2 separate regions of the Homo sapiens genome follow, and region 2 is linked to region 1. The links are chromatin loops, found by intact Hi-C in ENCODE. Cell type or tissue: K562. All regions are shown on one strand. Each heading gives the region's core, and the rest is flanking DNA. Links, peaks and the distances in the headings are about the cores only. Region 1 overlaps ATP8B2 (ATPase phospholipid transporting 8B2). Region 2 overlaps TDRD10 (tudor domain containing 10).

Evidence for each region. Peaks named below come from ENCODE experiments on the same cell type or tissue, not always from the same donor. Only the 100,000 strongest peaks of a DNase experiment are listed, where the experiment ranks them.
Region 2: a loop joins it to region 1, with 11 times the contacts of the local background. A loop is called at or near these places in 17 of 110 quality-filtered maps.

Annotation. Positions count from the first base shown.
Region 1 is chr1:154,342,987-154,353,462 of GRCh38, reverse strand. It overlaps ATP8B2 (ATPase phospholipid transporting 8B2), which reads right to left. Exons shown (of 28, transcript NM_001370597.1): 16 at 10,162-10,350; 17 at 9,895-10,010; 18 at 9,406-9,570; 19 at 9,209-9,320; 20 at 8,963-9,068; 21 at 8,678-8,822; 22 at 8,309-8,492; 23 at 7,918-8,141; 24 at 7,580-7,663; 25 at 6,987-7,232; 26 at 6,705-6,843; 27 at 4,925-5,055; 28 at 2,159-4,623. The coding sequence ends at 4,345. Among named protein-coding and RNA genes, the nearest start is that of ATP8B2, 23 kb to the right of the region's middle. RefSeq lists enhancers at 3,165-4,148, 4,149-5,133. In K562, for the core only: CTCF peaks have their summits at 4,851 (motif pointing left) and 8,024 (motif pointing right); DNase peaks (open chromatin) are centred at 4,812 and 8,062; H3K4me3 peaks cover 32 bases.
Region 2 is chr1:154,543,030-154,553,498 of GRCh38, reverse strand. TDRD10 (tudor domain containing 10) reads right to left here. Exons shown (of 13, transcript NM_182499.4): 9 at 9,389-9,536; 10 at 8,982-9,127; 11 at 8,550-8,704; 12 at 6,020-6,090; 13 at 5,352-5,821. The coding sequence ends at 5,789. UBE2Q1 (ubiquitin conjugating enzyme E2 Q1) reads left to right here. Exons shown (of 13, transcript NM_017582.7): 5 at 327-467; 6 at 679-763; 7 at 1,035-1,095; 8 at 1,316-1,406; 9 at 1,520-1,578; 10 at 1,680-1,728; 11 at 2,007-2,102; 12 at 2,495-2,561; 13 at 3,030-4,922. The coding sequence ends at 3,061. Among named protein-coding and RNA genes, the nearest start is that of UBE2Q1-AS1, 5.3 kb to the left of the region's middle. RefSeq lists an enhancer at 6,599-6,688 and a silencer at 6,772-7,066. In K562, for the core only: a CTCF peak has its summit at 6,905; a DNase peak (open chromatin) is centred at 6,898; H3K27me3 peaks cover 2,093 bases.

The sequences.
Region 1 (10,476 bases), core at 1,111-9,110:
AAGGACAATGGAAGGTGCAGTGGTGGGAGGAGGGGAGGGGCGGGGCCACAGGGAGCGGGACAGGAGAGTCCAGCCTCCCCAGGCAGGGGAAAGGAAAGGGGAAGGCCGGCGTGCCTGTGCGCAGTGAGATTTGTAGTTGAGAGGAAAGCCGCAGAAGTTATTTGCTCCGTGAAGTAGGAGGCAGCACCATCTGCTGAGGGCAGGGTGGGAGGCGGTGGCAGGAGTTGAGGGAGGGGCAGGAGAATGAGGTTCCCAGCGTCTCCTCGCCGTGCAGAGGCGCCTGCGGAGGGAGCCCGGGCAGCTGCCGCTCCTCTTGCTCCGTGGTTGTGTGCTGCCCTTCAGCATTCCACAGCTCACCCTGGGAGACGCTGGGCTGACCCAAGGCTGGAATGTTCCGGGGCAAAGCGACGAGTACCAGACCACGGGCTCCGGGCTGGATTGGGAAGCAAGTAAGGGTTCACATATGGAAGCAAGCGACCAGGAGGAAAGGGAGGGGCCGTAGTTTTCGCTGGGAGCACAGATGGAAGCGGGAAGAACTGAAGAATATGGATGGCCAAATGCTGAATGAATTGTGAGAGTTCAGAGGTGGAGCTCCTCCCGACGGCAGTGGGCGCCCATGGGTGTGTGCTGCTTTAGTGGAGTGGAGAGGAACGCCCTTGGAGATAAGCAGGCTCAGTGGAACAAAGCTGCGGTATCGGACAGACTTCACCTCCACGCACTCAGAAAAGGCACTAGGACGATGGGGACCTAGGGGCTGGAAGCCACTCCCACAGGAGCCCAGGTGCTCAGTCAGCGCAGGGAAGGAAGACCAGGGATGCCTGCGGCAGAGGGGAGAAAACGGGGAGCCCGAGTGCCCGGAGCCTCCGTGGAGGCGTGTGTCTATATCGCGACGGAGAAAACGCGTCCCCAAGAGGCAATGAAAGTTAAAATGACATTGGCCCTGCCCCTCAGACACACATAATAGGATCCTGGGTGCAGGAGAGCCAGGGTCAGCGAGAGGAGCCAAGGAAGACATTCCCAGTGGCTGAACAGACCCCCAACGGGAGGCCAGCGCAGTGCTGAAGACCTGTCTTGTGGGAGGGGTGGACTTGGGGCCTCACCAGCCTCAAGGGATTAAGGCTTCTTTCTGTGTTTCGGGGGTGGGGGCACTGAAGCCAGATGCCACTTGCTGCCCAAAGCTCAGGGTTCCAGACAGACCCCAAAGAAAGGCTTGTGTGGACTGGACAGCCTCTCCCTGGGTGGAGGTGGGTGTCAGGTGGTGTTCCTGGCGGTCTGTGGCGGGATTCCCGCCAGGGGCCGTTTCTCCTGAAGAGGGAAACAGATCTTATCTTCACATCTTCCCCCCATACACCCTCCGCTCCCCCACCCTTTTTTTTTTTTTTTTTAATACAGGCGGGGTCTCCCCATGTTGCCCAGGCTGGTCTTGAACTCCTGGGCTGGGCTCAAGTGATCCTCCTGCCTCAGCCTCGCAAAATGCTGGGATTACAGGCATTGAGCCACCACACCCAGTCTACGTTTTTGAGAAGGATTGTTCCATAACTGAAGACTGGCTGGGTCAGGGGGAAATTAGCCTGCGGGTGGGGCTGGATCATGCTGATATTGGCCATCGGCGGAGGAAGCTATACTTCTTTCTCCTCAGGCCAGCACTAACCCTGGCCCTGACTCCTAGGACCCCATCCTCATCCGCCCTCCCTTCCCTGGAGGAAAGCTCCCTTTAATATAAGACTTTAGCTTCCTTGATACTCACTTGAGAAGCCAGGAAGATGTGAGGCATGCGGAAAAGCGCAGAGTTAAAAAACAAAACCTTACAATATTTACCAGGTACTTTCCCTACACACACATCCATCTGGCGTGTGTTAGGGATGACAGGTTGGCCTGCGTTTGGAGAAAGGTAAACAGCTCAAGGTCCTAGGCACCCAGCCAAAGTCCATACGATATGCCGCTCAGTACCACCCACTGCCCCGTCTTCATCTTCAGCTGAAACTCAGATCCCGGGAGGTCTGCAAATGGATGAGGTGCTATCCCACACCAGTCAGATTCCAATTTGTCCAAGATATCCCAGATCTACCCACTCAATTACATTTAAGAGACAGTTTCTGTCTTTACTTTCACCACCAGTCTTGGTTAAACATCAGAAAAGAGACAAATTACACACTTCTCAGAAATTGAAATTTTATAAAAAGGCATTTTTCTCTTATATCCATAAAATGATATAATTTTTGCAAGTATAGAAATGTGTCATAAATTATAATGTTCCTTAATTACAGCTCAATGCAACTTGGTACTTTCTTCCCTCCCTAAAAAACGAGAGAGAACCAAAAAATAATATATATATATATAACTGTATATATATATTTATATAATATAGACAAACAAAATATGAAAAAAAATCATTTCCTCTTTGGTATAAAAATCAGACTCTCACCTTGAGAGACACACAGACAGACATGATACTGGGTTTGTAAACTGTGTGGCCAAAAGGGATTTCCCTGCCAAGACTTCCCCTCTCCCATTCCCTGCCCACCCGCCCCCACCTCACTGCAGCCCATCCAGTTCCTTTGGGGCTCCCATATGGAACATTTAAAATCCCCCTACCCACTCCCAGCTCCAAACCATTCCTGAAGAATCCCCCGACCCACTATCAAAGAAGAGGAAAGGATTCTTCTCAAGGCTGATTAGGTAGCGACTAACTTGGGAAATGCCTTATTTAGGGAATAGCTTCATAGGTGTGGATGAAGTAAAGGACAGGCTGTGGCCAAACTCTGACAGTGTCCCATCCAGACCAAGCCAGGCACTGGCCTGGGCCTGGTTTTGCCCTTATCCTCCTCTACTACCCGGCACAAGGATTCCACCACCTCTTGCCAGAGGCTGGGCCTGAGGGGCGGGGCTCCTTGCTTACTGAAGAAGGGAGCAGAGAGGCCAATTCCCGTTCCAGCCTCATCTCAGGTGCACAGCTTCCCCCTGCAGCCCCACCACAGGGCCCTGGGGTGTAGATGCAAGAAAGCACCAGATGGGGAGGCAAAGGGAGGTCAAAAGGGAGTCTGCCAATAAACTTGGGTTTAAATTTAAAATTAAAGAAAACTACGCCTCCCTGAGCTGGGTGTGGTGGCTCACGCCTGTAATCTCAGCACTTTGGGAGGTTGAGGTGGGCAGGTCAGGAGGTCAGGAATTCAAGACTAGCCTGGCCAACATGGTGAAACATCTCTACTAAAAATACAAAAATTAACCAAGCGTGGTGGTGTGTGCCTGTAATCCCAGCTACTCAGGAGGCTGAGGCAGGAGAATCGCTTGAACCCAGGAGGTGGAGGTTGCAGTGAGCTGAGATTGTGCCATTGCACTCTTGCCTAGGTGACAAGAGTGAGACTCCATCTCAAAAAAAAAAAGAAAAAAAGAAAAAGAAAAAAGAAAAGAAAACTACCCCTCCCCACTGACCAAATTTCAGACCCAGCTTTAGCTCACTAAGGATTTGGGGGCCACTTTCCTAGGCTCCAGCCCAAGGCCAGCAGGACTAAGGAATCCAGGAATTGATATGTGTGTGTGTTGGGGGCAGAGGGCAGCACTTTACTCTCAAGGTGAGGAAGCAGACAGGACCAAACCCTCCTTTACACTCTCCCACTACCCTCTGCTCATGGGTACCTCCCTCCCTGGTCAGCTCCTCTGCCCCACAGAGCACTGGTCACTGCAGGCAGAGCCGACATGGATCCTCCCAAACCACCCCACAGCCGGCCAGGCTGCGGCATCCCAGTGTGTGCCAGCCTCCTTTTCCCAGGAGAGTTAAGACACCAACCACAACATAAAAGTCACATAAAAGCCTCCTCCACTTGCCAAATAAAAAAAGACAAAACCAAACTGGACACAACACAAATCAAGGAGAGACATACACGATGTGAGGGGCCGAGGCCCCTGCAGGTCTCTGGCTTCCCGGCATGGTACATTCTTATGTAATTCAGGAACAGAGGCACTAGGGCCCCTCTGGGGAGTAGGAGTAAAAAAATAAGGAGATTATAGTCTCCCTGTGGGTCCCAGGCAGGGCAGGGGCAGACACAATCTCTCACAGTTTTTTCTTGTTTTTGGTTCCACTTCTGGTCCCCGAGTGGGGCTGGCTCCCCGTGCCTCAGCCTCTGCTCTGCCCTTGGGCCTGCTCCCTCTAGCTCCCCAGCTGGTGGAAGGGCCTACAGCTGGGAACAGATGTCCCAGCCATGTGTGGTGGGACCAGCAGGACAGAGTCTACCGGGGGGACGGGAAGCAAGGAATGAGGACCAGCAGTTCCGAGACGCTGTTCCCTCAGTGACTGGCCAGCCCTGGGTGCTCTGGTCACTGGCACAGGGCATCCATCCTCGGCCTTCAGCCCTTGAGGGGCTTGTCGGCACCGCCACTGGGGCTACTGGCACTGTCACTCTTCTTCCTGCGCAGGCTCTCAATCCAGCTGGAGCTGGAGCGGGTGGTGAAGCTGGAGAGCGCGAGAGAGCTCAGCCGCATGTTCTTGCCAGACATGATGAGCTCCCCGAAGCCCTCCTGATGGGAGAAGGCATAGCCGGAGCGCCGGGAGCCAGTGCGGCCAACCCGCCGCATGCAGCGGTGCTGGGCCTTCTGCTTCTTCCTCACGAGCTGTGTGTAGCGGACCTGCAGAGGGGCACAGGGAAGAGCCCTCTGTCAGCGTGGAGGTGTCAGATATCGCCAAGGAGAAGGGACCCACAGCACCCGGGACCAGGCTGACACAGAGGCCTCCGACCCACAGCACCTGGGACCAGGCTGACGCAGAGGCCTCTGTGGCCAGCTGCACAGGGTGTCTGTCCCCAGGAAGAACAGATAAGCACCAACACACTGAACAGCCACATGGCCCCACAGAGCCCCCCAGTGTTCACATGAGGCCTTTCCAGCCACCCCATCTCTGCCTCCCACAGCAGGTAGCCTGGCTTCTCACCGTGTCGGAGAGATCCGGCTTCAGGTTGAGCCTGAGGAATCGGAAGGCAACCACGGGCATGATGCAGACGACTGTGGTGAGCACAATGGTCAGCCACACCGTGGGCTGGGCCAAGGTGTTCTGGGCATTCCCTGGGGATGAAGAGGAGTCAGTGGCCTTGGGAGTCACGAGGCAGACATTCCCCGTTCCCATTTCTGGCAGCTCCACTTCCCTACTCTCAAAGCCTAAGTCACCTCTGGCTTCCCGCTTCTCCAGGCTCACCCTCCAAATGTAAATCTCCAAATTTAGCTCCAAACTCCCCCAAAGCTCCAGACCTGCTGCTTCAACTGCCAGACTTGACATACCAGGCATCTTGAATTTCCCGTGGCCCAAACTCAACTATTGTTTCCTTTCCCCAAATCTGATCCTGGTCTTTCTCAACTCAGGAAATGCCACAACCCATTCAGTTGCTCCAACTAAAAACCCTGCAATGGATCTTGATTCATTTCTGTAAAAATTTTTTTTTAATTTTTTTTTTGTTGTTTTTTATCTTGATTCATTTCTCTCTCTTCTTTGGACCCCACATTCAATCTATTGGTTCCATTTTTTTTTTTTTTTTTTGAGACAGAGTTTTGCTCTTGCCCAGGCTGGAGTGCAATGGCGCGATCTCGGCTCACCACAACCTCCACCTCCCAGGTTCAAGCGATTCTCCTGCCTCAGCCTTCCCAAGTAGCTGGGATTACAGGCATGTGCCACCAAGTCCGGCTAATTTTGTATTTTTAGTAGAGATGGGGTTTCTCCATGTGGGTCAGGCTGGTCTTGAACTCCCAACCTCAGGTAATCCGCCTACCTCGGCCTCCCAAAGTACTGGGATTATAGGCTTGAGCCACCGCGCCCGGCCTGTTGTTTCCATTTTCAAAACATCTCTGGAATCTCACGGCCTTTTACTCTATTCCGAGCCCTCATTAGGCTCACCTGGTGACTGCTCTCACCTCCTAGTCTCCCATTTCCACCCTTGCCCCCTACACTTTATTATCCACGAAACTGTAAGAGCGGCCCTTTAAAAACATAAGTAAGCTTCTGGTATTTCTCTGCTCAAAGCCCTCCAATGGCTTCCTCTCACATTTAGATTAAAATTCAAAAACTCAAAGTTCTTCCTCTGACCCATAAGGGCTTAAATAATCCTGACTCATTCCACACCCCCACCCTCCAACTCATTTCCTCCACTCCTCCCCAGCTCCACGTGCAGAAGACCTCCTCCCAGGCCAGGGCTGAAGGCCTTTATATTGCTGTTTCCTCTTCCTGGATTGACAGTTCCCAGAGAGCCACATGGCAGGCTCCCTTTCCCTTTATTCAGATTTCTCTGTGCTAGCTGGGCACGGTGGCTCACACCTGTAATCCCAGCACTTTGGGAGGCCGAGGTGAGTGGATCACCTGAGGTCAGGAGTTCAAGACCAGCCTGGCCAACATGGTGAAACCCTATCTCTACTAAAAATACAAAAATTAGCCAGGCTTGGTGGCGTGTGCCTGTAATCCCAGCTACTCAGGAGGCTGAGGCATGAGAATCGCTTGAACCCGGGAGGCAGAGGCTGCAGTGAGTCGAAGGCTGCAGTGAGCCGAGATCGCACCACTGCACTCCAGCCTGGGCAAGACTCCTTCTCGAAAATAAATAAATAAATAAATAAAATAAACAGAATACTTGGCACATAAGAAATGTTGAATGTGCAGATTAGCTGATGGTCCTGTTAGTCCCAGAACAGCTGTGATTCCTCACCGATTCAAGGAGGCCACGGGGACTTACCCACAAACCGGAACTGGTTGGGAAACATGTCGAAGAGCCCATTGCTGTGCATGGCAAAGAGGATGGCAAAGTAAACAGCAAGGCTTCCCCAGATGAAGAAGTGGTTGATGGCCGTCCAGTAGCCTGTGTCGAGCCCAATCTGCAGAAAGTAGGCATAGTCAGGCAGGCGCACGCCCTAAAAGCCCCTTCCCCCAGAAACAGAACTGTGGTGCCCAGGGCAGCCCCAGGGACAGAAGGCTCACTCCTTCCAGAGAAGAGGGGAGTTCCTGGATGGCCTCATACCTGCACGCTAACCACAATGACCAAGGATGTGGCCACAGTGACTGCAAAGGACTGGTAGTCAGCCAGCTGAGTGCCATCATCCCGGGTGGCATCAGCAAACACCCCATAGGGAATGAAGAACATGAGCACGGAGGTGTAGATGCCCTGGGCGATGCAGATGAAGAACTCCCGCTTGTTGAAGAGAAGGTTCAGCTGGCCCGGCTCATACAGCTTAGGGTACTCCATGCTCCGCTGCTCGGGGACATCCTGTGTGGGAGGACCATGTAGCATAGGGGGCCTCAGAGGTTGCCGTTTTGACCCTGGATGACCAAGGGCAGACTCTGACTCTGTCCCTGCCTCCTCCTTTCCAAAGTCTTTGGCAGCTAGAACCAACCTCAAGCCAGCTACCCCCAGACTAACTTAGTTCAGCAACCCAAGAGAGTTCTAGATCAGCTGCAGCCAGGAGGGAGAACCAGCCACACCTTCCCCGGCTGAAAGAACTGCCTTCCCAGTGGCCACAGGAAATGGGCACAAGTGTCACACACCACGTCTATGTGACTCCTTCAAGCAGTGACCTTCCCCGCATCCCATCTGATCATCAAACTCCCCCATACCTGATCAAAGACCCCCATAGCCAGGACTGGCAGGGAGGTGTACACGATGTTATACAGGGTGATGAAATACTGGTCATAGACGGTCTGGAAGAGAACAGGGAGCAAGGGAGCATGCAACCTTTCTTTGCTACACATCAGGCACAGGAAGACAGCTGATGTCACATACAGAGAACCCTAAGAAATTTTCTGAGGCTCCTTCTCTCCTCCTTTAATAAGCATTTTTTAAGAGTATGTACCAGAAAATAGCTAGGCCCTGGGGGACTGAGTGATAAACAAGACAGAACCTCTGCCCTCAGGTTTACAGATTTGCACAACAGTGGACTGGGAACATTTATTACCTGGGCTGAGAAGCCACAGAAGAAGCCAAACCAGAAGTGGACCATGGTGAAAGCAAAGTTTTTGTAGAAGAAATAGCAAAGAAACTTGCACATTCGCAGGTAGGACCAGCGCCCATGCACCAGCAGGAGGCGCTGCAGGAACTTGAACTGGGAGAAGGAGTAATCGGAGGCCAAGACAGCCTGGATCCCTTCCTGCCCACTGATCCCCACACCAATGTGAGCCGCTGCAGAGACAAGAGATGACAAGAGGGTGAAGATGGCCACCGGCCACACACTTTAGAGCCTACCAAGTTACAACCCCCTTCCCGTCATTCTTCTGCAGTCCAGAGACCTCAGTGGGCCCCTCCCCAGCCTCAAGCCCAGCCTACACACCTGCACAGCCCACACTCACTTTTGATCATGCTGACATCATTGGCTCCGTCTCCAATGGCAAGCGTCACAGCCTTCTTGTACTTCTTGACCAGTTCTACCACCTGTGCCTTCTGCAAGGGGGTCACCCGGCAGCAGATGACAGCTTTGCAGGCACACGCTGTCTCCAGAAACTCCAGCTCCATGTCTGCCTCCAGTGCGTGGGCCTGGAGCACAGAGAAACCTGAGAGAGCCAGTCTTTCCAGGAGACACCTGGGAGTCTCAGCTCCTCCCAGTCCCCTTTGAGACCAGTCTTCTCTGAAATCAGGGGAAATTAGAACAAGATATAAAAGCCCTGGACAGAAGTGCTCACTGGAAAGATACTGCCCAAGCTAAGGATAGCGATGCCTACCAGGCTGTGACCATTTATGACCAGGGCGTACTCCCCAGCAACGGCCTCCAGGACAGAAGTTAGCTTGGAAGAAGAAAGCTTGTCCTGATAGGTGAAGCCGTTGCCTACGGAGCGGGATGAGTCCATCATCTTCTCCCGGGCTTTCCTGTCGAGGTGGAAATGATACGGTTGTGGTCTTCCAGAACGGCAGTGGGGAGCAGGGATTCAAGTCTAAATGGTCCAGAAACCCCCACCTGAGCCCTGGGCACAACGCACAGCACCGCCTCCCCTGGGCTTCTTGTTTACCTGAGCTCCTCCCGCACCTCCAGGACAGTATGGCCAGTGACTATGAAAACCTCAGTCATGTCATCCGTCAGCATCTTGCAGGAATAGCCGATGTTCACAGCCGTCTCTACCAAGAGAGAACGCAGGAGCTACGGACAGGCACCCAACAAGGTCAGCACACTTGCCTGCCTGATGTCCTCGGCTCCATGCAAGGGTCCAACAGGGCTACTGTCAGTTGCAACTGGCTCTGCCCTGCTGGGCTCTCACCTTGCTTGTCTCCGGTTAGCACCCAAATCTTGATGTTGGCCAGTGTCAGGAGGGCAATGGTCTCTGGAACCCCTTGCTGAAGTTTGTCCTCAATGGCCGTTGCACCCAGCAGCTGAAAATACCACAAGGATTCCTGGCACAAGAATTGCAGGCATGAGCCCTCCGTGCCCATCCTTGGCCCGTCCCGCAGCCCGTACCATCATGTTGTTCTCAACCTCCTCATAGATGCTAGCCAGCCTGTCCTCCCGGCTGTCCTGGGCCAGGCTGGCCTGGAGGCGTCGCTCAGCCCACTCCTCGTAGTACTCTTCATCCAGATCCTTGTAGGCCAGCACCAGGGTCCTCAGCCCTTCCCCTGCGTACTCCTGGAGGCAGAGTGGAAAGGCACACCTGGGTAAGTCTGGAGAGCTAATGGACAGCGTGAGGGCGACAATGAATAATCCTGCACTGTAGACTGGGTGTGTGCCACATTCCACAGTTAGGGACTGTCACCACATACATAAAAAGAGGTAACTATGGGAGCTGGCTGATGTGTTAAGTTGTCTGACTGTAGTAATCACTTCACTATATATACACATCAAAACATCACGTTGTAGACCTTAAATTTACACAATAAAACAAACTTAAGTCGCCTCCCCCACACTAAGAGTAGAACCCCCCAGGCTGGCCCCTCCTCTCCTCACACCCACATTAAGGTGGTCCATGGTGGTGTTGAGCAGCTCTTGAGTGGAGTGGTGCAGTCTGTCCAGTAGGATAGTGTCAGCCCCTTTGCAGTAGAGTCGGATCTTCCCCTCTGGATTCCGCACTATGAATGGGGCAGGTGAAGAAAGTGCCAGAAAAATTCAGACAGGCAAAGACCCCCAACATAAACACATCAAGAGTCACCCGGCACACTTCACCCATTCCAGGCCTGAATGCTGTCCCCAAACGCCCCAGCACCCCAGGCCTGGCCTCACCTATGACCGACATCCGCTTGCGGATGTTGTTGAAGTCCAGGATGGCCAGCAGCTGGTAGGTGATGGCTGTGCCCATCTCATGGACGGTGATTGTTTTGGGGGTGCGAGAGCGGAAAACAAAACCAAAGTTCCTGGCTGCGGTGACCAGGGCCCCCTCATCTGGGGACTGAGCTTTGTAGTACAGCTCTCCTGGGTGGGGAGGAAGAATACACGTGATATAAGTGGCTTCCCTCAGCCACGTGCCCCGCCCAGGAAGCCCCAGCCCAGCCGCATTGCAGAGCAGAGCAGAGCCCAAGGGCAGAGTCAGGTCAGGAG
Region 2 (10,469 bases), core at 2,470-10,469, 200 kb before region 1:
CTGCCAAGGGAGTTTTAGGAACAGTTGGAGCAGGGTCAGTCCAGGAAACAAGAGGGCTAAGTCCCTGCCTCGATCTCAGCTGCAGCTCTGCTCGTTTCCGAAGTCCTTGCTGTAGCTTGAGAGCTGAAGATTTAGACTGTGGAGGGAATGGGGCTGGAAATTGTTCTAAAAATGGAAAGCACGTTGCGTTTATAAGACTGCTAGATGGACTGCTTCACTTTAACTTTTGGCTCTTCGCCAAATGGGACTGGGAAGGTGATGGTCATTCTCTAACCTGTGTCGGTTTTTTTCCTTTTCTTTTCACTCCCACCCCACACCTCCTCCAGGACACAGAAGACTTAGATCACTATGAAATGAAAGAGGAAGAGCCAGCTGAGGGCAAGAAATCTGAAGATGATGGCATTGGAAAAGAAAACTTGGCCATCCTAGAGAAAATTAAAAAGAACCAGAGGCAAGATTACTTAAATGTACGTGCCTTCTAGAGAGAGGCTGGTGAAGGGGTTGGTGGGAAATGGCTGGGAAGTAGTAGGCCATCGCATCTCAGTATGGAGAGCAGACTCCTTTTTTGTGCCTAATCCTTTCTTAAATCCTGGGCAAGCTGCCAGACTGCCCCTAAGGTCTAACGTGTGTTTATAAACCACACGACCAAGGAATGTTCCTGTCATCCGTCCCTCACAGGGTGCAGTGTCTGGCTCGGTGCAGGCCACTGACCGGCTGATGAAGGAGCTCAGGGATATATACCGATCACAGAGTTTCAAAGGCGGTGAGTTTGCCCCAGAGAGGGGCCTGCACAAGAGTCACCCATAAAGAAGGGTATGGTGGCAAGGGGCCCAAGAGGTTCTGGGGTCCAGGAGTGCTTATGAACTTTTCAGGCCAAGAATGGAGCTCCTCAAGCCAGTGGCTTGGTTGCATGTCCATCTGTGGTGAACCTAGAGCTGTTGATCTTTTTCTCTCAGTCTGGGAAAGGGGTCTGCATTAGAGACCACTCACCACCTGGACCATTCTACTAACACCTGTTTTTTCCCTCCTTCCAGGAAACTATGCAGTCGAACTCGTGAATGACAGTCTGTATGATTGGAATGTCAAACTCCTCAAGTGAGTGGGGACTCTGGGATTGGAGAGGAAGTTGAGGAGGAGTGTGAGTGGGGCTACTGTGGTGGGATCTCCAGGGCAGCCCCATCCAGCATTTTCATTCAGGGTCCCGGAGCGGGTGTGGGCAGTGGTTTCGTGGTCTGCTGCCAGCCAGGGCAGGGGAGCCCTTATGAAGCTCCTGAGGTGGAACCAGGCATCTGAGCCCAGGCTTGTTGCTTCTTAGAGTTGACCAGGACAGCGCTTTGCACAACGATCTCCAGATCCTCAAAGAGAAAGAAGGAGCCGACTTCATTCTACTTAACTTTTCCTTTAAAGTAAGACTTTTCTTTTCCAGTCTCTCCCTCTGGCCTAGGCTGCCCAGTCTGCCTGACAGTCCTGTGGAGGATGCTGGCCTCCCTCCCCTGATTGTCGTCTCTCTCTCTCTCAGGATAACTTTCCCTTTGACCCACCATTTGTCAGGGTTGTGTCTCCAGTCCTCTCTGGAGGGTGAGTGGCTGGCATGCGGAAGAGGGCATCTCCTCTGGCAGAGGGCGGGGAAGAGACTTGGAGATTTTGTCAGGCACAGCTGACTAACCTTTCTCATGCAGGTATGTTCTGGGCGGAGGGGCCATCTGCATGGAACTTCTCACCAAACAGGTGAGCCTGTCTCTCCTCCTTGGCCAGGCCGGCCTGGGCGGGGATTGTCTGAGCTTTACAGCACACACCCCTACGGGCTGGGTGATAGACATGATGTGGCCCTTTCATTCTGCTGGGCTGGGTCTGCACCCACTGACCTAGACAGACAGGTGGTGGCAGTGCTGGGGGCAAAGGGCAAGGGCCCTCCTATAGACACAGCTGATTGCCCAGAGGACAAGCATGAGGGTTCTCTGGAAGCTCCATCTGGACCTGCTTGCCTTGTCCTTCCCTTCACCCAGGGCTGGAGCAGTGCCTACTCCATAGAGTCAGTGATCATGCAGATCAGTGCCACACTGGTGAAGGGGAAAGCACGAGTGCAGTTTGGAGCCAACAAAGTAAGGATCCTGGTCCTGGGGCTGGTGGGGCTGGGTGGAGCCAAGTACACTTGGGGCCACTAGCAGGCCAAGGCTGCCTTCTTTAGAGGAATGAGCATAAGGCCCCCGGGCTGGTGGCATTGGATGAGAGGGCCTAGGGTGCCCACAATGGAACAACTGTGCCTTGGCCCCTAGGGGCACCCCTAGGACTTTTGGGAGGTTTCGGGTCTGGAAAAGGAAGACTATGGGATTATGCCTCCAAGGGACCTCGAAGGTGGAGGGTACTTAGTGTTTTACTAGACCACAGTGCTGGGAGCTGGGACTCTGGGGTCTCTGGGTGACAGCCTGCAGAAGGTGAGGGGCAGTAAGGCCACAGCTAGCCATGGCCTGATCTGGTGGCTTCCTCTCCCCAGTCTCAATACAGTCTGACAAGAGCACAGCAGTCCTACAAGTCCTTGGTGCAGATCCACGAAAAAAACGGTGAGGCTGGAGCCAGGACTCAGGAGATTCGGACACTTGCCACACCCAGGTTTTCACTTCCAGCCACAGAGCAAGAACCCCTTCTTTTGGTTTCTGATACTCAACCACCCATTAACACAGCACCTGCCCCAGTTCTCCCAGGAGGGACTGGCGGTGGCTAACATTCACAACCTCTTCCAGAAACACACCAAAATGATCGTATCACCGATAAACTTGGTGCTACCCCCTTCTTGACCACCTTTTGAAAAAGCTCATCTAACTCTCCCATCATCTCAGGTTGGGCACATCATTCCCCCTTCTCATCTCCAGGTATGCAGGCTCTCAGCTTCCCATACACCTCTCCCCACACAGCATAGCCCTCCCCAATATCCTCTTATCTCTGCCACTGGAGACGTCTTCAGGGATTGGGGCAGGACAGGGAGGGTGGGCCTGAACCTTCACCTCACTGACCATTCCATTTCTTTGCAGGCTGGTACACACCCCCAAAAGAAGACGGCTAACCCTGGAGTATCACCCTTCCTCCCTCCCCAGGCACCACTGGACCAATTACCTTTGAATGCTGTATTTGGATCTCACGCTGCCTCTGTGGTTCCCTCCCTCATTTTTCCTGGACGTGATAGCTCTGCCTATTGCAGGACAATGATGGCTATTCTAAACGCTAAGGAAAAAAAACAAACACAGAACTGTTTCAAGTACTCAAGACTGACTTACAGACCAACCAACCACCTTGCTGGAACCCTTGCTAGCAGGCATTCTTATAAAAGAAACTTTCGAGCCTCCTTATATTGCTGGAAACTCAGCTGTGCTCCAGACTAGAGCCTCCTTACCTATGCTATGGATTTTTAATTTATTTTCTCTTATTTCATGTACACTGCTTTTTTTGGTTACAGTGTATGATGGATGTGTATGAAAAAAATGTATCTTTGGGAAAACAATTACAGTTTGTTAATTTGAAGATGCTGGTCTTGACTCATCTTTATTTTTATTCGCACATCCCACCCCATCCCCTGAACTACTTGGGAGGTGGGGAGGGGTACGAGTCCACTGTTGCTTTGGTAGAGATGAGAGGCCGCATTTTGCTGCTAAAGCAAGAGAAACTTGGAGCTGAAGCACACACCTGGTCTGCCCCTAGATTTCTCCTCAAGGCCTCTGGAGCAACCAGCACTTGCCCCCTTGGAATGCAGAGCCTGGCCTGCCAAACTACAATGTGGTAGGCTGAAACGATGGTGTTAATTCTTAGGACTACTTTTCTAGTCACAGATGTTTTCAAATTTCTAAGAAAAAGAAAATGAGGCTCAAGAGGCTGCTTCGTAGAATTCCTTTTGAATGAATTGAGTGGGGATGGGGACACAGTCTCCAAGTGTGTATGTGGTCTTTTCTGATCTCAGCTGTGTGGCTGCAACTCTTCGCTGTTCATTGGTTCCTCTCCTGGAAAGTGGCTTCTAACCAGCACTGGATGGTGATCATTGGTAAGCTTTGCTCACCTCCCTCTCTCTTGCTTCATTTGGCTTTATCAAAAAGAACAGACCTAGCTCTGAATTTGTTTGGCTTGGGAAATTATGGATTCTTTCAAGCCACTCCCACAAGGTGGGTCCTACTAGAAAGGGTTAGCATTTTAAGGGGGGTTGTTCTATACACCTGTGTCCTTACCCCAGGCTCAGGAACTGCCAGGGAGGGAAGATGAGGTGGGGAGTCTGTACTGAGATGGAACTGTCAGTGCTGTGTTGTATGTACTTGCTGTTGTAAAAGTTTGGGCATGACTTTGCATCTAGCGGGTGCTGCCTGCATCTCTTTGTCTGTAAGCTTGCTCTGGGACTCAGCCTCTTAGGACCTACGATGCCAGCAGCTCTCATTAACAGTGAAATGACAGAGGCCAAAGATGGCCAAGTGAAGACCCAAGTCTCAGAAAACCCAGACTTGGGACAACTGCCTGGGAACTAGGATGCTAGAGCAGTTCTGTAATGCTTTGAGACACAGCAATTTTCACATTGGCCATTCTTTCCCCTCCCCTACCCCTTTTCTTTTGAGGGACTTTTAATGTTTGCTGCTTTAGGTGGATGGAGAGTCCACCAGTCCCACTCAATGCTGCTCTAACTCTACCCACACCCACCTAATTAGGGGTGCTAATAAAACATGCTGAGGTTGAGATAAAGACGGGACATAAGGGGAAAATTCATTCCATAGAGCTGAAATCTGGTTTTCAAGGCCTCTGTGGCTTTCTTCTGAACTTACCACCAGCCCTGGCTGGAATGTAGATTGTGTTTTTAGTAATGTGTACTGTGAGCTGTCTTCTGTATAATGTATTTTGTAATGTATTTTTCTCATCTACCAAAGGATGAAACAAATAAAATTATTTAAATAGTTTGGCTCTAATAAAATTATTTGAAGAAACAGTGGGGTTCCTGTTCACTTGACATAGAGGGAAATGCCTGCCCCTGTGAGTTGCATAACACCAACTAACTCTAAGAGAATCCTCCATTTTTCTTGCCAAACCCAGCACTCCCTTTTATGACCTTAAGTTTAGGGTTCTAATAAAGTACAAAGTATAAAAAAGAAACAAGGCCATATCATCATGAAACAATTTTCTTCTCTCCACTTAGAAGGCAAGGAGAAATAATGAAACTAACTCTTAGGTTGTTCCCCTACACTTCAAACATGTATCTATATCCCAGGCAGGGTTTGCATGGCCCAGAGCCCACACTGGCAGGCTCTAATCTCACTGCAGCAGTTTTAGAGGGCACGGCAGGGCAGTGGAAGGGTGGCTGGAAAGAAGTATCAATCACTCCAAACTCATGAAACATGCCAACATTTATTTGCTCATTGGTTAAATATTCTCTACCTATTCTACATGGAATGCCAGGAAAACCAGCAGAGGGCTTCTCCATTATCCAGAATCTGTTAGGACCACTTATATCATGCTCTGGGGTGCAAAGAAGAGACACAAGAAAGACCATCCCAGCTGCCTCAGGCTTTCAACCTAATGGTAGTTTCCTATGTTTGGTTCAAATGTTCATGCCAAGTTGGGGAACTGAAGACACATGACAAATGAGACTTCACTCTCTTTTGAGAGGGAAGCTGGGAGTAAAAGCAAAATTGAATCAATCCTGGGCACAGTCTGGCCTTTTTCACCTCCCAGGCCTCAAGAGTGAAAGGGGTACGAGAAGACAGGGCAGGTGGCCTCTGGATCCGTGGCAAACAGGAGAGGGAACATGCTGAGGGAAGCCCCGTTATTTAGACTCTTCAAACTTTAGGATGTGCAACTGGAAGAGAAAGACAAAGCCTTGGTGGGAAGGAAGGCCCACCCGAGCCAGTTCACCCAACCCCTCAGATAACCAGTTCGTTTGATCTAAAAGAATGCCAGGTAAATACTGTGTCCAGGCCTAGGCAGCAGCCTGCTGCAGACACCCCAAGGGCAGGAGTGGAGGGACAACAGCCAAGTTAGATGCAGGAGCAGTTACCGCCGAGTTCAAAGCACCAGTGATTTTCCCTTTGAGGATTCGATGGACAACCTCATACGAACTCAAAATGTCTGCAAAACAAGACACAACAACAAAACCTCAGTGGCACGGGGTTGGGCAGGAGGAGCAAAGGAGGGAAGCAAAAGGCGGGGGCTGCAGGGAAAGTGCTCTGGCCGCCAACCAGCTCCAACCAGCAAGTCTCTGCTAGTTCCTGCTAAATCCCTGCTGCCAGGATCAAATGAGATGATAAATGCTGAAAAGGTAGCATAGGGGGAGGGCAAAATAACAGCAGATAAAGGGAGGAGGCACTTGTTAAAATAATTACAGGGATCTGGGATTTTTAATGAGAAATTCTACTGGGGACAGAAAATCACGTTCACTGAACTCTGCTCTGAGAGTTCCGGCTGGATAGAAGAAGGTTAAAACCAGAGAGGTTTTCACCATGAGACGCAAGCACTCTTACATGCTGGAACCAGGCAGGGAGCTCATCAAAAACCCACCTTTCCCCAGGATGTCGTCCCTCACGCAACTCCCACCATCCCACCAGAGTCCCCAAACTCTGGGACTGTTTGTATGTATGACACTGAATCACTAAGAGTCAGACCTAGGTTTCATCCCCAGCTATGCCATTTTCTTGCTATTAAGTATGAGTTCATTTCACTTTTCTGAGCTGTATTTTCCTCATCCATAAAGGGAGGAAAACTGACGCTTGTCTGACTTATCTCTGGGTTGGGGACTCTGGCCCTTCTGACAGGCTGGGAGCTGCACTTTGAAACAGGAAGCTCCTCTTCCCTGGGTCACCTGAAGAAGCTCCTGATGCCTGGCTGTTCCCAGCCTGGGCAGCAGGGACCCTCTTCATGCAATGACCCAAGACAACCTCTGGGTGGTGCTCCCTGCCCACTGGGCACAAGCCCCACCAGCCTCCCAGGAAGCCTTGGCCCTGCACAATTGGGAGATGCCTTTCCATCTTTAAATATATATATTATATATATCACGTATTATATATTATATATGTTACATAATATATAATATATATTACGTGATATATATAATATATACGTAATATATAAATTACATTATACATATATTTTATATATATATATATTTTGGCCGGGTGCGGTGGCTCGCACCTGTAATCCCAACACTTTGGGAGGCCGAGGAGGGCAGATCACGAGGTCAGGAGTTCGAGACCAGCCTGACCAACACAGTGAAACCCCGTCACTATTAAAAATATAAAAATTAGCCAGGCGTAGTAGCACATGCCTGTAATCTCAGCTACCCAGGAGGCCGAGGCAGGAGAATCGCTTGATCCCAGGAGGCAGAAGTTGCAGTGAGCTGAGATCACGCCACTGCACTCCAGCCTGGGCGACAGAGCAAGACTCCATCTCAAGACTTAGTTTGTCTGAGGGCCGGGCACGGTGGCTCACAGCTGTAATCCCAGCACTTTGGGAGGCCGAGGTGGGCGGATCACGAGGTCAGGAGTTCGAGACCAGTCTGGACAACATAGTGAAACCCCATCTCTACTAAAAAAAAAAAAAAAAAAAAAAAAAAATTAGCTGGGTGTGGTGGTGCGTGCCTGTAATTGGGAGGCTGAGGCGGGAGAATTATGTGAACTTGGGAGGCGGAGGTTGCAGTGAGCCGAGATTGCGCCTCTGCACTCCAGCCTGGGTGACAGAACGAGACTCCATCTCAAAAAAAAAAAAAAAAAGACTTAGTTTGTCTATAAAACGTTTCCATCTCAGCTAAGCGCGGCAGCTCATGCCTGTCATCCCAGCACTTTGAGAGGCCAAGGTGGAAGGATTGCTTGAGCCAAGGAGTTTGAGGCTGCTATGAGTTATGATTATGCCACTGCACTCCAGCATGGGCAACAGAGTGAGACCCTGCCTCTGAAAAAAAAAGAAATTTTTTAAATAAAACTTTTCCATCTTACTTCCTGTGTATGTGTATGTATGCTTCTTCACCTCCACTTCTCCTGACTGCCCCCTAAAACATTCTTTCATCCTTTTACATTTCACCTAACTTCGATCTTGAGAAGGGGCCTCTTCATTTCCACCTATGGAGAAACCCACAGGTGTCTGAAGCTAAATGAATCACATTAGGAGAGTGCAGTGCTAAGTGCTGTGCTCTGGCGTCTAGCACTGGCATTCGAGTGCTAGTTTTCTTCTATGGCAGAATCTTTTTCCAGTGAAATCTGAAGCAACACGCCAAGTATGTAAAACAGATGAAAGCTGAGCAGCTCTGGTGGAAGCAGGGGTGGGAAATCTGCCCTCTTCTCTCCCCTTCCAGAGAACTCAGCCTTTGGGCAGCATCTGAGGTCCCTGTTGGGATCTTGGGCTCCAGATCCCAGGCATGAAAACCAACACTTGAGAGGCAGCTTTGCAGGGGTCATATGCTGAAAACTGGGGTTGGGTGGAAAGAGAGACTGAAGCACCTTGGCCGCCCACTATGCTGCTTCCTGTTCAGGTCCCAGAAGCAACCATGGCTTCTCCTGTCCCTGAAACCCTTGGGAGGAAGATAGAAGATGTCTCACCTTTCTCCAGCATGAATGGCTGAGTCAGGGGTGGGATGGTCCAGAAGTCGTCGCTGTCTAGGCTGCGCAGAGACTGCACAGGGATGGTGGCCAACTGTCCAAAATCAATGAACATGACCACAGCCCAGGTGTCCACCCTGTCCAGCACCCAACACCTGGCAGAGGAAAAGAGAAAGACAGAGGACAATCATTCCGCCTAGTGCCATGCACAGCAGTCCTCAACAAAGTGGATGTGAAAGTGGAGGTAGGAGGGAGGAAGAGCGAGTTTGCTCTGTTTCTCCCCAATCCTTGAGTGAGGAAATAAGGATAAAGATGATTTTGAGAGAAGAAGCCACAGGAAAAAAAACCAGAGCCCAAAGGAAGAGAATGCAAGAAGGGAGCATTTTCCCTGCACGCCTCTCCCATAGACTCTACCCCTGCCCAGGCACACACCTGTTCCAGGCGTGTCCATAATCCCCCAGGTGGTACTCTGCCAGACAGCGAGTCCCGCGCATAACGGTGGAGCCCTCCAGGTAGGGCTGCTGCTCCTCCGCCTGAGCCAGGGTGCTAAACAGAGCCTGCATGTTCTGGTGCAGAGCCTGTGGGGTGCAAAACGCAACGGCCCCACTGCCTGCACTGCATTACAAATCTGCCTCCGTAGACGTCACCTGTTATGTTAGCACCGCTAATCCGTCCCAAGGCCATCAGGTATGAGGTGGGAGAGAGAACGAGACTGAACCCAGGATCAGACCGTAGTTACCCTGCATCTCCACCACTGACCGGCCCCGTCACCATGCCCACCCTAGGGAGGCCACGCAGGAAGGCACAGGAGCCTGAGGGGGCCAACAACCAGTCCATACCTCAGTGACGTGCATAGCCCAGAAAAACGGGGTCTTCGGGACGATACTCGTCACCAGCAGCCCCGCCTCCCCACGGACGCTATGGATGAGTGCCAGCCAGCTCAGGTCTCGGAAGCATTCCCTCAGGAGCAGCACCAGGAAGGACCCTCTGCGGGAAGAGCAAGGGGAGCAAGGAAAGGAACGACTGGACCAACGCAAGGAAAGGAACGACTGGACCAACGCCTGTCCTGCAGGAGGCTGAACTGCCTGGGGGATGAGTCCCCTAAGCAGAAAGGCTGTGCCCACCCCCTCTAGGGTGGGAGCTAAAGCCAGTTCCCAAGTAATCCCAGTCCACGGCAGAGGAAAGGAAGGGCCATTCTGGGGGCGTAGGGGTTGAAGAGTTCAGGAAAAGGAAGCAGCAGAGGGAAACAAAAACACACTGAGAAACTCCGAGAGAGGTGGATAAAAGTCCTCAATGGGTAGATTTGGGGCCTCCTAAGTGATTCACGAGCCTCTAAATGATGCAGGTGTGGACTGTCCACCATGCAGGATATGCCTTCCATCCCAAAGCTGCTCCTCCCCTGCGTCTACGCACATTCCAAATGTCACCCTGCTGCTCCACTAACTCAATTACCTGCCTAAACCACACGGGGCTAATGACACCCTACAGCATTTCAAGTCAAACTGAGTATTCTGGCACTCTTGACATTAAGAACGGTATCCGCTGTTAAAGCAAAGCAGGGGACATGGTGGGCATGATGATCTCATGGCATCCAGGGCAGGGGACGGTCACAGGCCTTTGCTGTACATAAGTGGAAGCTGATTTTATCATTTTGTTTTATTTATTTATTTATTTTGAGATGGAGTCTCACTCTGTCACTCAGGCTGGACTGCAGTGGCACAATCTCGGCTCACTGCAACCTCTGCCTCCTGGGTTCAAGTGATTCTCCTGCCTCAGCCTCCCAAGTAGCTGGGACTACAGATGCCCACCACCATGCCCGGCTAATTTTTTATTTTTAGTAGAGATGGGGTTTCGCCATGTTGGCCAGGCTGGTCTTGAACTCCTGACCTCAAGTGATCCACCCACTTTGGCCTCCCAAAG